2 separate regions of the Homo sapiens genome follow, and region 2 is linked to region 1. Evidence: chromatin contacts called from ENCODE Hi-C or POLR2A ChIA-PET data. All regions are on one chromosome and are shown on one strand. The core of a region is the stretch at or near the end of the contact, and the rest is flanking DNA. Distances in the headings are between cores, read along the strand shown. Region 1 has its middle 210 kb from the start of MIR4305. Region 2 overlaps LINC00598 (long intergenic non-protein coding RNA 598).

Region 1 (7,138 bases), core at 1,974-4,473:
GATTGAAATTTGGTGGAGGTGGCAATGGTGAATAATACAGAACTTCATGAAGAAGTCAGAAATGCCCTTGGGCTTTCAGATAAGCAATCTTTTAACACTTTCTGGTGAAAAGCAGGATTTTATAGCAGTTTGAACAATGGAACTGACATGGTTGGTTAGGGAGGAAGTTGTAGCCACGTGGTGTGAGCCACAGGGAGGCTCACAGGTAGCAGTGAGGTGCCTGGACAGTGGAGGCTCTGCAGAGTTTATGAAGAAATGACTTGTAGACCTAAAAAGAGAGCGCTCACAAAGGATTGTTGTCTCCTAATAACCAACTGTGAACCAACATTTTGGACTTAGTGAATCAAAATTTAGTTTAGACACTATGAACTATTATTATGTTACAATGGGTCAAATAAATAAAAATTTATTTACTTTTTAATTGCAAGAGCATAAGAAGGCTCAACTTTTCTAATTGCCCTGAGTTTCTGAAGTTTTGCCAGATTACCATTGAGCCCAGTTTTAGAGAGCAGACCAATATCTGTATTAAAGTCACTTTATGCAGAGAAAACTAGATACAGCAGGAGCTGTGAAAGAGGAACCGAAAAGATTTGCCAATAGACTGTATATTTGGATTAGAGGAAAGAAGCCTATCTCATACCTTATTACAATATCAATTCCAAATTAATTAATAATTTCAATGTGGAATGGAAACAAAGGGGGGAAAAGCAATATTTACATGATTCTAGAAATAAGGAAGCATTTTCTAATCATGACACTAAAATCAATTGTTTTTATCATTTTGAACATAAATAGCCTAAACAATATTTTTAGGTTTAAAACATTCAAAAAAATATTTGTTGTATACATACATATCAGATAAAAGGTTAAGATCTTTAATATATAATGAGCTCTTGGAAATCAACGATAGCTGAATATACCAAAAGGAAAATGGCAAAGGACATGAATAGGCTCGCTCAAAAAAGAAATATGGATGGCCAATACACATTTGACATCATATTCATTCCTTTTTTTTTTTTTTTTTTTTTGAGACAGAGTCTCACTCTGTTGTCCAGGCTGGAGTACAATGGCGTGATCTCGGCTCACTGCAAACTCTGCCTCCCCGGTTCAAGTGATTCTCCTGCCTCAGCCTCCTGAGTAGCTGGGATTACAGCTGCCCACCACCACGCCCAGCTAATTTTTGTATTTTTAGTAGAAACAGCATTTCACCAGGTTGGCCAGGCTGGTCTCAAACTCCTGACCTCATGTGATCCACCCACCTCGGCCTCCCATAGTGCTGGAATTACAGGCACAAGCCACCATGCCTGGCCAATATTCATTCTTAATATAATGCAAAGAAGTTCAAATTAAAAGCGATAATAAGATACCATTTCTCCTCTGTCAGTTATATAAAGGTTAAAAATGATAATACCTAGTGTTGGCTAAGTAACAAGCCAAAAATGATGGCAGAAGTATTCATCTTTCCACAGGAAAACTTGTCAATATTTATTAAAGTTCCTTAATGTTTATTAAAAGCATTCCTTTTGATACTGGAATTTCAACTATAAAAATTACAATGATGGTATAAGTATATTCATCTCGGGATTTTTAATATTAAAAAATTGAAAAAGCAAGCATTGCAACAGTAGAGAACAGAGTTAAATAAATTATGCATCTTACATAGTCATTGAAAGTTTTAATTTTGTAGTGAATTATATTGTAGAATTAATTTTTATTCTTTAAAAATTATATTGTAGAAGAATATTAGTTAACATTGGATAAATTTAGGCTCTTGTTTAAAGTCAAAAGAGCAGAGCGCAAAACTGCATATATTGGTGATCTTATTGCTATTAAAAATATTGTGTATATATCAAGAAGATATGAAAGACTATACAACAAAATGCTAGTGAAAACTGTCTTTTGATGTTAGGAGTACAGGTAATATTAAGCAGCTGAATGGAAAAGTTCTTATGCTTTACCCTGTAAAACTTTCTGTTTTTGTCACTTTTGGTTTGAATTAGTAATAGAATTTTGATTCAATATTACTGAGTTGACACAAAATTGAATCAAGGACAAAACTTAGGACATCTAGCATGATAGATGGAAATTGAATGACAAAATGATTTGGGGGTGATGGAATGATTTTAAATCATCTGGCTTAAAATGAGGACTTTGGCACAAAAGAGGAAGGTATGATTAATGTAGCTGGGCTGGTGGCATCCAGTACTGGGGTTTGGATGAGTTCCTTTGGTGGACATTTCAAGAGTCAGTTTGCATAAAGTTCTGAGCAGCCATCTGGGAAGGATCATCTCAGGACAAACTTGGCCTAAGAGCAAAGCACCACAGTGAGAGGCTCAGTGGTTCTGAGTTATCATCGTGTTTGTCACTCACATGGGTCCCAATACAATGCTGGTGAATTTCCTGAGTCCTGGGAAAGGAAATGGTTATATCAAAATTCAAAGACCGGATTTAGTTTTTAAAAATGTTACCAGAAAGTAGGAACACAAGCACACTGCTTTGGTGCCATTCAAGTAGAAAGTAATGCAAAAGGGGTGAATAGCATTCTGCCAGTTGGCTCAAGTTGCAGCCTTTGTAATTTTATACTCTTCTGCAAAAGCAGAGTAGCATCCTTGAACTATGCCACTCAACCCCACCCCTCAGCTAGGCCTAGCTTATGCTCTGATGGCTCCTTAGTGGGCACTGGGATGTAAAGAACTAGTTTCAACTAGCTTTTAGTAGGGACTGCCAATGAGCAGGAAATTGGAGTCCGGGATATTATTGAGCCTCAAATTATGTTTATATTAAATAGGACTTTTTCGTTGTTCCACTGGTTTTTAAACTTTTCTTTTTAACAGCAGACACTTTTTGTGAGTTAAATGTTATGTGTAATCCAGAACAAAAAACTGATTACTGCTGAGCTGACTGACATAAGGAGTGGGGCAAGGGGGAAGGAGTATAAAAACCCAGCGGCCCCTTGTCATCCTCTCTGTAACCTAGGGATACCTCTTGGAACCATTAGGGCTGAAAACCACAGATCCATCCAACTTCCAGAGATGTGCAATGACTTGCTCAACACATGTGGCAGCAAAGACAGGGCTGGATCCAGCACTCCTTTCCCTGGGATATTTTTCCCTCCCCATCACTCCCTGTATGATTTCTCTAGCACTTCTTCCTTAGAAAGCCTCTGTGGTGCTCCTTTTTGAGAAACACTGAGTCCTGGGGGTTGGGAGGAAGAGGAACAGAGCACATGTTACATGGTGAGATAGCCCTGAGAGAGATGGGACAAGCTACACAAACCTCAGTGGAAAAGCCGTACAGAGCCTGCACATGCCGGCCCCTGAGTCCCTTGGCAGTGAAGCCGAGCATCTCCTTAGGGCTGTGTTTTCTGGAGGACATGAAGGGGCCCTGAACAGGGTGGGTTTTCTGCAGGCATTCCCTCCTGCTGCCGCACAGTGCGGCTGAACCCTCTGGCCTTCCGAGGTCACCGTGGGTCCTCTGAGAGAGCCTTTGATTTAACATGTAAGGGAATTCCCACTGGCTGATTAAATATTTTTATATTTTATCATCTTCCTGCAGCTAACAGCTTTTGGCATGCAGGGTATTTTTATGAACGTTATAAGTAAATATTATGGGGTCAGTCACAGAGATGAACATGGATTTGCAAGCCTAGGGCTGGAAGACATTAGGCCTCACATTTAAAACAATGTGGGTATGGAAAAAATTAAAATATCGAGAACTTGAAAACACTCAAAGCCTGCAACCGTGCATCTATAATCCAATGTTAACAGAATTCAGATAAAATCAAATTGATTTTAAGTGCTACATTTAGATATCCAAGGGGAATTCATTGCTTTTATACTTGAGTTTTGAGCATTTATCAGGAGAGAGACAGTAGGATTACACTTTCACATTAAATATCACCAGTTTTGTTTTCCAGACAGGACTAGACCCTTCCACAAAGCATGACAGATTCTCAAGATGCCAAACCACTGCTTAGAGTTTCCAGGGGCCACAGGTCACTCTTGGTTCAAATGGCCCTTTGGAAAATAAAATAAATAAATTAAAAAAATGCAACTCCAGTGGCATCATGGTCTGGTACCCTCTTGGGTAAGAAAGTCTGGGTGAGCTGCTTGGAAACTGATGTCAGAAAAATCCTCCTTGACACACGGTGAGTCACAGCTGGGAATTTACGTCTTCCTAAGCAACTGCTAAACTTCTGCTGTGGTTGTGGCCATTTCATAGCCACAGGCCTATGGATTCCCTGGGGAATCCACGCATAGTGTTATTGGTCAGTGGTTCCTAATGACATCTGTCTCAAGACACCTCCTCAAAGCATCTTTTCTACTTTCCTCCCATCTCCCATAGTCCCTGGCACAGGTCAGGATGAATGGAAGGTGCTTAACAAATATATCTGATTTGGTTTGCTGATCTATTTTTCCCTATCAATCTCATTTCACCTCTCCCAGTGGTTTGCTGTTTGCTCTTGTGCTACCTTAAATCTAAACTTACATGAATCCAAATAATTTTATAAGCTTTCTCATTAGTTGGAGTGCATTTATTCAACACATCTATAAATGTTCTTCTCTTTCAAGTGTTGGCAACTTAACGGGATTTGCTGTTGTCTGCAAATTCAAGAGCCTGGCCTAAGTGTATGTAATTAACAGAGGCTTAGTGCCAGGGATATAGCAGACAGTCAGTAAATACACAAGGAGGGAAGGAAGGGATGGAGGGAGGGAAGGAGGGAGGGAGGGAGGAAAAGAAGGAAAGAGGAAGGGGAGGAGGGAGGAAAAAGGAAGAAAAGAAGGAAGAAAGAAGGGAGGAAGAAAGAAAGGTAGAGAAGAAAGAAGTCGGGGAGGAACCACCCTGGTGTATAGTTCAGTTCCATCAGGGTGATTTTGAAACCCCTTGTGAACATCCTGATTAAAGGATAGGCCCCTGTAACAACCTAGGTAAGAATCCTTTTCCAATAAGGAGGTGCAGTGGAGATAAGATGACAGAAGGGCGTGGAGGAAAGAAAGTGCAGAAAGGTCAGATAGTGTATAGGGCTGAGGCGCCAGGGGAACGGCGCTGAAGATGCTGACCTGGCTCCAGCAGGAAGTCGTGCTAAATCTCCTGCCAAGTTCCACAGCTCTGCTTTCTGCAGTCCTCAGAAAGCTCTTGAAAACCCTATTTGAAAAATGCTGGTGTAGATTGGGGTGTCTTATCAAGTTGATCTGAATGTAATGAAAATCTTCAGAAGTCTAGAACAGATGGTACCTTACACTTTCTCTTGCTTACCCAGCCTGCCTCTCTCACATCGGGAACAGATTACATCGTTCCAGGCCCAGCATCAAGCCAGTCTCTGACCCTGCTTTTGGAGTTTCTCCCCACCTTCCCCTCTTTGCCATGCCCGATGGCCGTCTTCACTGCCCCTCACCACAAAAGCTGGGAATCACACAAAGAGATTTGCCTGCCCTCTGGAAACTGCCCCAGGAGGTTTTACATTTTTCTTTGATTGGAACCTGTAGTACCAACTGACAAGCTGGGTTTGGGTCATCCCTGGAGAAGTCAAGTGGGATTGTAGGGGAGGGTCTTTTGAGAATGCACAAGAAGGAACCTAGTAGAGGGGACACGCTTATTTTTGTTCTCTGAAATGAGACTTTATTGACCTCCCAGGTGAGCTCTTCAATGTTAGAAAATAGCTAGGGGCTGGGAGCGGTGGCTCATGCCCGTAATCCCAGCATTTTGGGATGCCAAGGCGGGTGGATAGCTGGAGGCCAGGAGTTCAAGACCAGCCTGGCCAACATGGTGAAACCCCGTCTCTACTAAAAATACAAAAATTAGCTGGGCATGGTGGCACGTGCTTGTAATCCCAGCTACTTGGGAGGCTGAGGCAGGGGAATCACTTGAACCCGGGAGGCAGAGGTTGCAGTGAGCCGAGATCGTGCCATTGCATTCCAGCCTGGGTGACGAGAGCAAAACTCTATCTCAAAAAAAAAAAAAAAAGAAAGAAAAAGCAAAAAGAAGAAAAGGAAATAGCTAGAGAGGAGAAGGAGGGAAAGACGGACTAATTTTTTAAAGACTCAGCAAGTCATGGCTGGTTAAAGGTTAGATTTGTATGACTATTCGAAGCAGCTCTGTGCTGATAATGGCAATATATTTTTTTTTCTTTTTTCTTTCTTTCTTTTTTTTTTTTTTCAGATGGAGTCTTGCTCTGTTGCCCGGGCTGGAGTGCAGTGGTGTGATATTGGCTCACTGCAACCCTCCTGGGTTCCAGTGATTCTCCTGCCTTAGCCACGAGCAGCTGGGATTACAAGCATGCGCTAGCTATCATACCTGGCTAATTTTTGTATTTTAGTTAGAGACAGGGTTTCACCATGTTGCCCAGGCTGGTTTTGAACTCTGGACCTCAGGTGATCCACCCACCTCGGCCTCTCAAAGTGCTGGGATTACAGGCGTGAGCCACCATGCCCAGCCGATAATAGTAATATCTAATGAGATGAAATGCTTACTAAGTGCCAGGCACAGTGTTAAACACTAACTTCACTTACTCCTCACAAGAAGCCTGTGAAGTAAGTACTTTCATCATCTTGGATTTACAGATGAAGAAACTAAGGCTGGCAAAAATGAAGTAAAATTTCAAGGGTATGTAGCTGGTAAATGGCAGAACTTGAACTTTTGAATTTGTGTTTCTGGTTAGTATTCTATTATCTTTGTACTTTGGGACACACACACACACGTACACAAACTGAGTAAATCCTATTAAATAAATCCTGTTCCAAGATTAAAATTCACAATTGCCTTTTTTCTAGGTTTAAGAGTTTTCACTACTTGAACTTGCATTGCCTAGTTCTCAAGTGGGTTTGCTTCAACACCAAGCTATGTCACCTGCCAAACTAAAGCAATCTCTGACTCTCTCATTTCTCCCCCTAATGCACAAAGCACAAGCACAAACTGCCGGGGTGTTCTAGAACCCTGGACTAAAAACCCAAGACTTTATATACGCAACTCAAGTTCCTCGATTTTCTTTCTTTCCAAAGATTCTGAAATACCTTCTGGCCCACTGCTTCGTACAAAAGAGCAGTTTCCCTGACCAAGGAAATTGTGGTTGTGGGATTCTTGAGCCATCTTCTTAGAGAAGTTCCCTCTGCTTTTTTGTATTTGTGCAGGACATTTGTGC
Region 2 (7,274 bases), core at 4,305-6,804, 530 kb after region 1:
GGTACTAGCATAAGGATAGACATGTAGACCAATGGAGTAGAAATGAGATCCTAGAAATAAACTCCCACATCTATGGTCAACTTATTTTTGATCATCCAATGGGGAAAGAACAGATTCTTCAAAAAATGCTACTGCAAAAACTGGATATCCACATGCAAAAGAATAAAGCTGGATCCTTCCCTTACACCATATACAAACATTAACTGAAAATGGACCAAACACCTAAACATAAGAGCTAAAACTATAAAACTCTTAGAAAAAAAAACATAGGGACAAATTTTCATGGCCTTGGATTTGGCAGTGATTTCTTAAATATAGCACTAAAAGCACAGGTAACAAAAGAAAAAAAATGACAAACTGGATTTGATGAAAATTTAAAACTTCTATTCATCAAAGGACACTATCAACAGAATGAAAAGACAACCCACAGATGGGAGAAAATATTTACAAATCACATATTTAAAAGGTCTAATATCTAGAATATATAAAGAACTCCTATAACTCAACAACTAATAGACAACCCATTATAAAAAAAAAAAAAAAAAAGACTTGAGTAGACATCTCTCCAAAGAAGATATACAAATAGCCAGTAAGCACGTGAAAAGATCCTTAACACCATCAGTCATTAAGGAAATGCAAATCATAACCACAATGAGATACCACTTAATACCTACTAGGATGGCTATAATTGAAAACACACACAAACACACACACACACACACACAGAAAGAGAGAGAAAATAACATGTGGACAATAATGTGAAGAAATTGGAACCCTCCTACATTGCTGGTGGGAATGTAAAACTGTGTAGACATTGCAAAAAACAGTTGGCAATTCCTAAAAAAAAAAAAAAATGTAGAATTATCATGCGGCCCAGCAATTCACCTCTTAAATATATAACCCAAAAAACTGAAAATAGGAATTCAAACAAATATATGAACACCAGTGTTCAAGGCAACATTATTCACGGTAGCCCAAAGGTGGAAACAACCAAGGTATCCATCAGCAGATGAATAGATAAACAAAATGTGATATACACATACAATGGAGTATTATTTAATCATAAAAAGATATGAAGTTCTGATACATGCTACAACATGGATGAACCTTGTAAACATTACTCCAAGTGAAATAGGCCAGACAGAAAAGAACAAATATTGTATGATCCCACTTATATGAAATATCTACAATAAGCCAATACATAGAGACAGAAAGTATATTAGAGGTTACCTGGGGCCAAGGGAAAGCAAGAACAGAGGGTAATTGCTCAACAGGGGCAGAATTTCTGGTTGGGTGATGAAAAAGTTTTGATGATGGTTGCACAACATTTTGAATGTAAGTAATGCCACCGAATTGTACACATAAATGGTTAAGACGACAAATTTTGTTTTGTCTATTTTAGCACACACACACAAACACACCTTTAAATAACCAGGCAAATGAGAAGAAAATACTTATTAGGAAGCCAAGAAGTGGGAAAAAAGAAATAACTAGAAGAAATTCAGACAATGGAGTTGTCCGTCATTGAATTTAAAATAACTATGCTTAATATGTTTGCAGAAATTTTCTTGGCTCACTGCAACCTCCGCCTCCTGGGTTCAAGCAACTCTCATGCCTCAGCCTCCTGAGTAAATGGGACTACAGGTGCCCGCCACCGTACCCGGCTAATTTTTGTATTTTTAGTAGAGATGAACTGAAATATACCTGTAATGACATTAAATGCAAACCAATTAAACACTCCATTTGAAAGACTGAGAAATCAAGCCAAACTCAACTATATACTGCTGACAAAAGACCCACCTTAAATATAAAGAAATAGAAATGTTGAAGGTAAAAGGATGACAAAGATATATCATACAAATCCTAACCCAAAGAAAGCTGATGTAGCTATACTAATATTAGATAGTGTAGACTTTAAGGCAAGAAGCACTTCTAGAAATAGAGACACTTCATAAGTGTAAAAGCTTCTACCAAGAAGATACAGCAATTTTAAATTTCTAAGCACTTAACATCATAGACTCAAAACATATAAAACAAAAAGACAAAACTAAAAAAAGTAAAAATGCATAATCTTTGTGGGGGATTTTAATACATTAATATATTTAATATATTTCTCAAAGCAGACATAAAGTCAATAAAGATATAAAATATATGAACCACACAATTAAATAACTTAACCTAACTGAGATACACTAGTTACTACACCCCAAAATTAAATAATACGCAGTCTTTTGAAATTTGCTTGAAAAACTTACCAAAATAGATCCTAGTCCATGCCCTGGGAATATTTCAAAAGGCTGAAATCTTACAGTGTCTATTCTTTAATCAATGACAGAAAGGAATTAGAAAATCTGTGAATGCTTGGAAATTAAGCACCAAAAATGCTTGGAAATTAAGCACTACACATACACAGTCCAAACACTGTACAGCCTCCAAAAATATACATATCTAAGGACTCATACAATGAATTAGAGTGGGTGTCAGCGGACAGAGAATAGTAAATAAGGAAATAAAAAATAAATAAAATGTAACCAACAGACAGGCCATGCACAGCATGATAATTTTGGTGACTCATGACCCAAAAAGTATGTTGAATTCAACCCTGTACACCTGAGGTCAAAAATTAAATAAATAAATAATTTTATAAAGAATTAACTTCTAGAAATCAGAAAATCTAAATCCTAGCATATTCCAAATATACTGTCAAGTCAATGTCTTTGGGCTTCATGTTTGGCATCTACAGAGGATGAATACTAATATTAATGAATAGTCTTTGTATCTCACCCATCAATTCAACAAGCAGCCATTGAATATGTTATGTGGCAGACACTGCACCAGTTGGTGGGGACACAGTTCCAGCTCTCAAGCCTCTTATTCCTCAAGGGCACCGATGTCATACAAAGCAAAAGAAGGAAATTTTGTAATAACAACCACAAAGCAAAATTGCACAGAAGCCACGGGTTACACAACAAAGTTCCAGGTATTTGATAACTGATTTTGACCTGGCTGAGGAGGACCTACCTTTTTTTTTTTGAGACAGCGTCTCACCCTGTCACCCAGGTTGGAATGCAGTGGTGCAGTCATGACTCACTACAGCCTCCACCTCCCTGGGCTAAGTTGATCCTCCCACCTCAGCCTCCCAAGTAGCTGGGACTACAGGCACACACCACCGTGCCCGGCTAACTACAGGCACACAACACCATGCCAGACTAATTCTGTATTTTGTAACTTTTGTATTTTTGTTTCACCATGTTGCCTAGGCTGCTCTCAAACCCCTGGCCTCAGAAGATTCACCGGTCTTGGCCTCCCAAAGTGCTGGGATTACAGGCATGAGCCACCATGACCAGCCAGGACCTATCTTCTGATCCTGGGAATGCTATGCAACATGTGAGCTCCTTCAGGGCAGGGGCAAAGGATTTTCGATTCTGCAATTCCAATGTTTAGCCAAACAAGAGCGTATTACGTTTTTGTTGAATGAATGAATGAATGAATGAATGAAGAATGGATGTCAGTTTGAGCCAGTATTCCAAGTTCTATATTTCTACATCAAGATCCAGGTATAGAAAGAACTGGGGCCTGTGACTGGAGGCAGACTTTACTGCATCCACAAGCAGGTAAACATCATTTGGTGCTGAACTCGAGACAATGTCCAACCCCACACGCAGTCATAATTCCAGGACTTACATCAGAGCATTGGAGAATTTCATTATCTGTCGGCCAACTGTGAATCAAATGCACACAATGCTGAGAAAGAACCACCCATCGTAAAGCCTTAAAAAATAACCTGCTTTCCAATGCATATGCGGGAATAAATAAGCACCTACCAGAGTGCTTGCTGACAATATGAGCAGGAGGATACCCTCCCCATAAGGTTCTTGGAAGAATGACATGAAGTGTAAAAGGCCTGACAACTAGAGGTGCTCAATAAATATTTGCTACTAAATACACAGTGGGTATTCTGTAAATATGAGTTTTTCTTCTCCCTCCTTTCTCACACTCTCCCACCTTTCCAAGAGAGGCAGGTAACCATGAAATAGAGAAATACTTTGAGGAATTTTCCTGCACAATTCTAGCTATATTGAACTGAAGAAAAACATAGCCACTGTTGTAGCATGGAGAGGCCAGGGATACTGGGTGCCACAGGGGGATTCTGGAAGAAGGAGAGACTAGATTTGGGGAAAGAACCATCTGTCTCTGCAAAAGGCCCCAACTTTCCTTCAAAAACTTATTTTCTATTAGGCCTTTGCCCAAACTTAACAACAGATATTTATGTAAAACTGCCTATGTGCCAGGCACTCTTCTAAGTGCTTTACATAGAATCCTAACAACAGTCCAATGAAACAAGTACCATTATCATCCCCATTTTATAGATGCAGATGCTAAGAACTAGAAGGATGAAGAAGTCCAGAGAGTCTCAAAACTGCTTGGGATTTATATCAGTACCTCTAGGAAATGTGTTAAAATGTAAATTCACATCCTCCAGGATTAGGCAAAGTAACTAAGAAAAAAGAAAATTGAGGACTGACAAGAAGACCAAAGGTGGAACCCTGAGAAACAGCAGCTACATTTATGGGACAGATGGAGGAAGAATTGACCTCAGGGTGTGGTGTGAGAAGGTAGCAGGAGAGCCAAGGCAGGGTGCTGTCTTGGCCATTCAGGGAAGGGTGTTCAAATAATGAGGTCACGTCAACCATTTCAGGAAGGTATTGGGAAGTGTTTGCTGGGATTGGCAATTAGCAGGTCACTTACAACTTTGTTGAGAAGAGTTTTAGTGTCGTGCTGGGGAAAGAATAATGGTCTCATCCTCAAATACCTTGTAAGACCCTTGAAGGAATCTCTCTCTCTCTCTCTCTCTCTCTCTCTCTGCGTCTGTTATCTTTGACCAGGCTTATACACAGTAAGTGCTCATTTTGCTGATTTTGCCATTGCTGACAAAGATAATGACATTCTACTATTGCTGTTATGAAGTCAAGAGCAAAAGATGGTGTGTATGTGAGTTGAGATTTCGAAAATATGGGTGCAGGAGGCAATTACCCCTCAATTTCAGTTAGGTAGGAAAGGGGGCAGGCAGACAGAGCTTCCTGCATTGCAGAGAGAGATGACCACAGGATGCCCCATAGACAGAGACCAACTCTACTCAGCCAGAGAGAGAAACTGCAGTTCTCCGATAGTAAATGCAGTTGTCCCCTCTTATGGAGACTCAGCTGCCAAAAACTTAGGTGAAGGTTCAAGGTCACTGTGAACCCAGGGCCACCCTGAAATGCTGTCCATTTGTCTGCCTCTAGTCCTTTTTCGGCTTCTAAAGTCCAATCATTCTTTGCCCTTATAACCACTCTGGTGTGTCTTGGAGAGAAAACACAGTTCTTCACGGTTTGCCAGTAGTCGAGGGAGGAATCTGAAAGCTGACTGTTTCTCCCACAGCTTCAGGAGCATTAAAACTTCAAAAGAGGAACTATTTATGCTGTCATTACCACAGCGGTCACTTCTGCAGGATTTCTTTCTCTGATGCAGCACTGGTTGGACACACTTGGCCCAGGGCCGAGAGGGGAGAGGAGGGCGTTACAGAGACACTGAGTCATCCTGCCTCCTCCACGCCCTCCGCAGCTGCCCCTCACTGCACTTCCTCCTCCTCCTCAAGTTAAAGGTCAGCCTCTCATGCTCGTGCCAAGTTTTGCGAAACACACATACGCCAAAAAAAAAAAAAAAAAAAAAGGCTTCAGAAAGGGTAAATTTTTTAACATGAAAAGAAATAAGGAAAGCCTCCTTCAAAAATACATGCAAAAATAAGTAATCCTTCCCCCATACTACTTAATAACTCCAGAATGATAAAAATTTTCCAATTGTGAATATGTAAGGAATAAAATAAAAGGAATGAATGCCCCACTGTGTTAATGCAGCCCTTTTTAAAATGATCCTAATTTCTTCCAGAAGGCTCTGGAGGGTAGATTGCAAGGTTTGTCTTAATATAGAATTATTCCCTTCTCTCCGCTTGTCTTTAGAACCAGTGTGAACATGGTGATATTTTACAGTTGGCAACCTGTACTTCGCTGCTCAAAAATGCTGCATTCCAAGGGCTACAATCATGCATTGTGCATTTGAAATGCCTGTTGCTAAGAACAAATATCAACCCCAGGACGACCCCACTCAGCAGATCGGCCAACTCCCGCACAGAGCTGTTTCCCGACCTCTGGTCAGAGACAGGAAGCCCATTGGACCCTAGGCCCAGGCAAGTGCGGAGGGTTCCCAGGCAGGTGACATGGTAAAATGTAGACGACTAGCTCTCTGTCTGTCTTCAGGATAACGTCTGCCTCCCACCCTTCCTGGTCCCAGCTTAGGAATGTATGCAGCCCTTTTATGTGCATTGCCAGGAGGCTTGTGAAGTAGATTGGACAGAGGTTTTACAGCATTGTTCCTATTTAACTGATCAAGGACTGAACCTTGTAGTTTAACAACATGAAGTTGTACGGGAACAACTAAGCAGTTGCTGGACTAAAACCCTCAGCTTCCGAATCGCAGCCCCATTAAACTCACTTCCAGCCCCGTTGTACCCTCTTTCCCCATGAGGCCGCCCCAGTGGTGCTGAAAACAGGGACTGACCTGGTTGCAACGGGAGCCTGGGGTCCTGTTCTTTGCATGTTCCCACACTGCCCTTAAAGGCTGACTGCCCCGTGGGCACTGTACATCTGCAGATCACTCGCTTTCGACATTCAGAGACCTCCATCTCATGGCAGGGTTGCCCGTGTCCACACCTCGCACTTCTCCCATGCCACTTACAGCCTGTTTCAGATTAGTTTTAACAATTGTTTTCTGGAGATTTTCCAAACTTTCCTCAGCCAAACAATCAGGGAAAGGGATAGGCCTGGCGCCGTGCAGAGGAATGGAGCCCTTCCCGCCCTGGAGCCACCTCCAACAGAGGCAACTCCGTGTACGGTGAACATTACCCTAACTGGTGAAAGTGATGATGTTCAATTATGTTGTATGTTATGTGCTTTTGTTTTTTGCACTTCTCTGTAAATGTCCTTCTTCCTAGTGAGTGGAGGGGTGTTGGGGGCGGAGTACTAGGATGTGAAAGTAAACACCAAGAGAAAGGTACAGGTTCAACGTGAGCATCTACAATAGGATTATCAAACCTGCAGAAAGGCTTTGTTAGGAGAGAAAGGGGTTTCCTCAATCCCTCTTTCTACCTTTCTTTAACATTTCAGAAGGCAAGTCTGGCAAACCTGCTCCCGGAGTTCTACCTGAGAGACATCTCACCCATTCTCCTGATGAATGGA

What was found. Hi-C counts contacts between places; a loop is a spot of excess contacts on that map. ChIA-PET counts read pairs that join two places held with the same protein, here RNA polymerase II (POLR2A).
Region 2: a map of endothelial cell of umbilical vein shows a loop between it and region 1 (2.0-fold over the local background). The contact joins two enhancer-like sites. A Hi-C loop is called at or near these places in 1 of 168 maps with a recorded cell type or tissue (endothelial cell of umbilical vein). POLR2A ChIA-PET finds 5 or more read pairs at or near these places in 1 of 52 experiments (activated T-cell).

The regions. Positions count from the first base shown.
Region 1 is chr13:39,872,287-39,879,424 of GRCh38, forward strand. No RefSeq gene overlaps it. Among named protein-coding and RNA genes, the nearest start is that of MIR4305, 210 kb to the left of the region's middle. Within about 2 kb of position 3,224, at least 5 of the 41 ENCODE cell types and tissues checked have a DNase peak (open chromatin) inside an H3K27ac peak, as active enhancers do; they include endothelial cell of umbilical vein, where a contact is called at or near this core.
Region 2 is chr13:40,397,002-40,404,275 of GRCh38, forward strand. The region is part of intron 6 of LINC00598 (long intergenic non-protein coding RNA 598); the gene reads right to left. Among named protein-coding and RNA genes, the nearest start is that of LINC00598, 80 kb to the right of the region's middle. Within about 2 kb of position 5,555, at least 25 of the 41 ENCODE cell types and tissues checked have a DNase peak (open chromatin) inside an H3K27ac peak, as active enhancers do; they include endothelial cell of umbilical vein, where a contact is called at or near this core.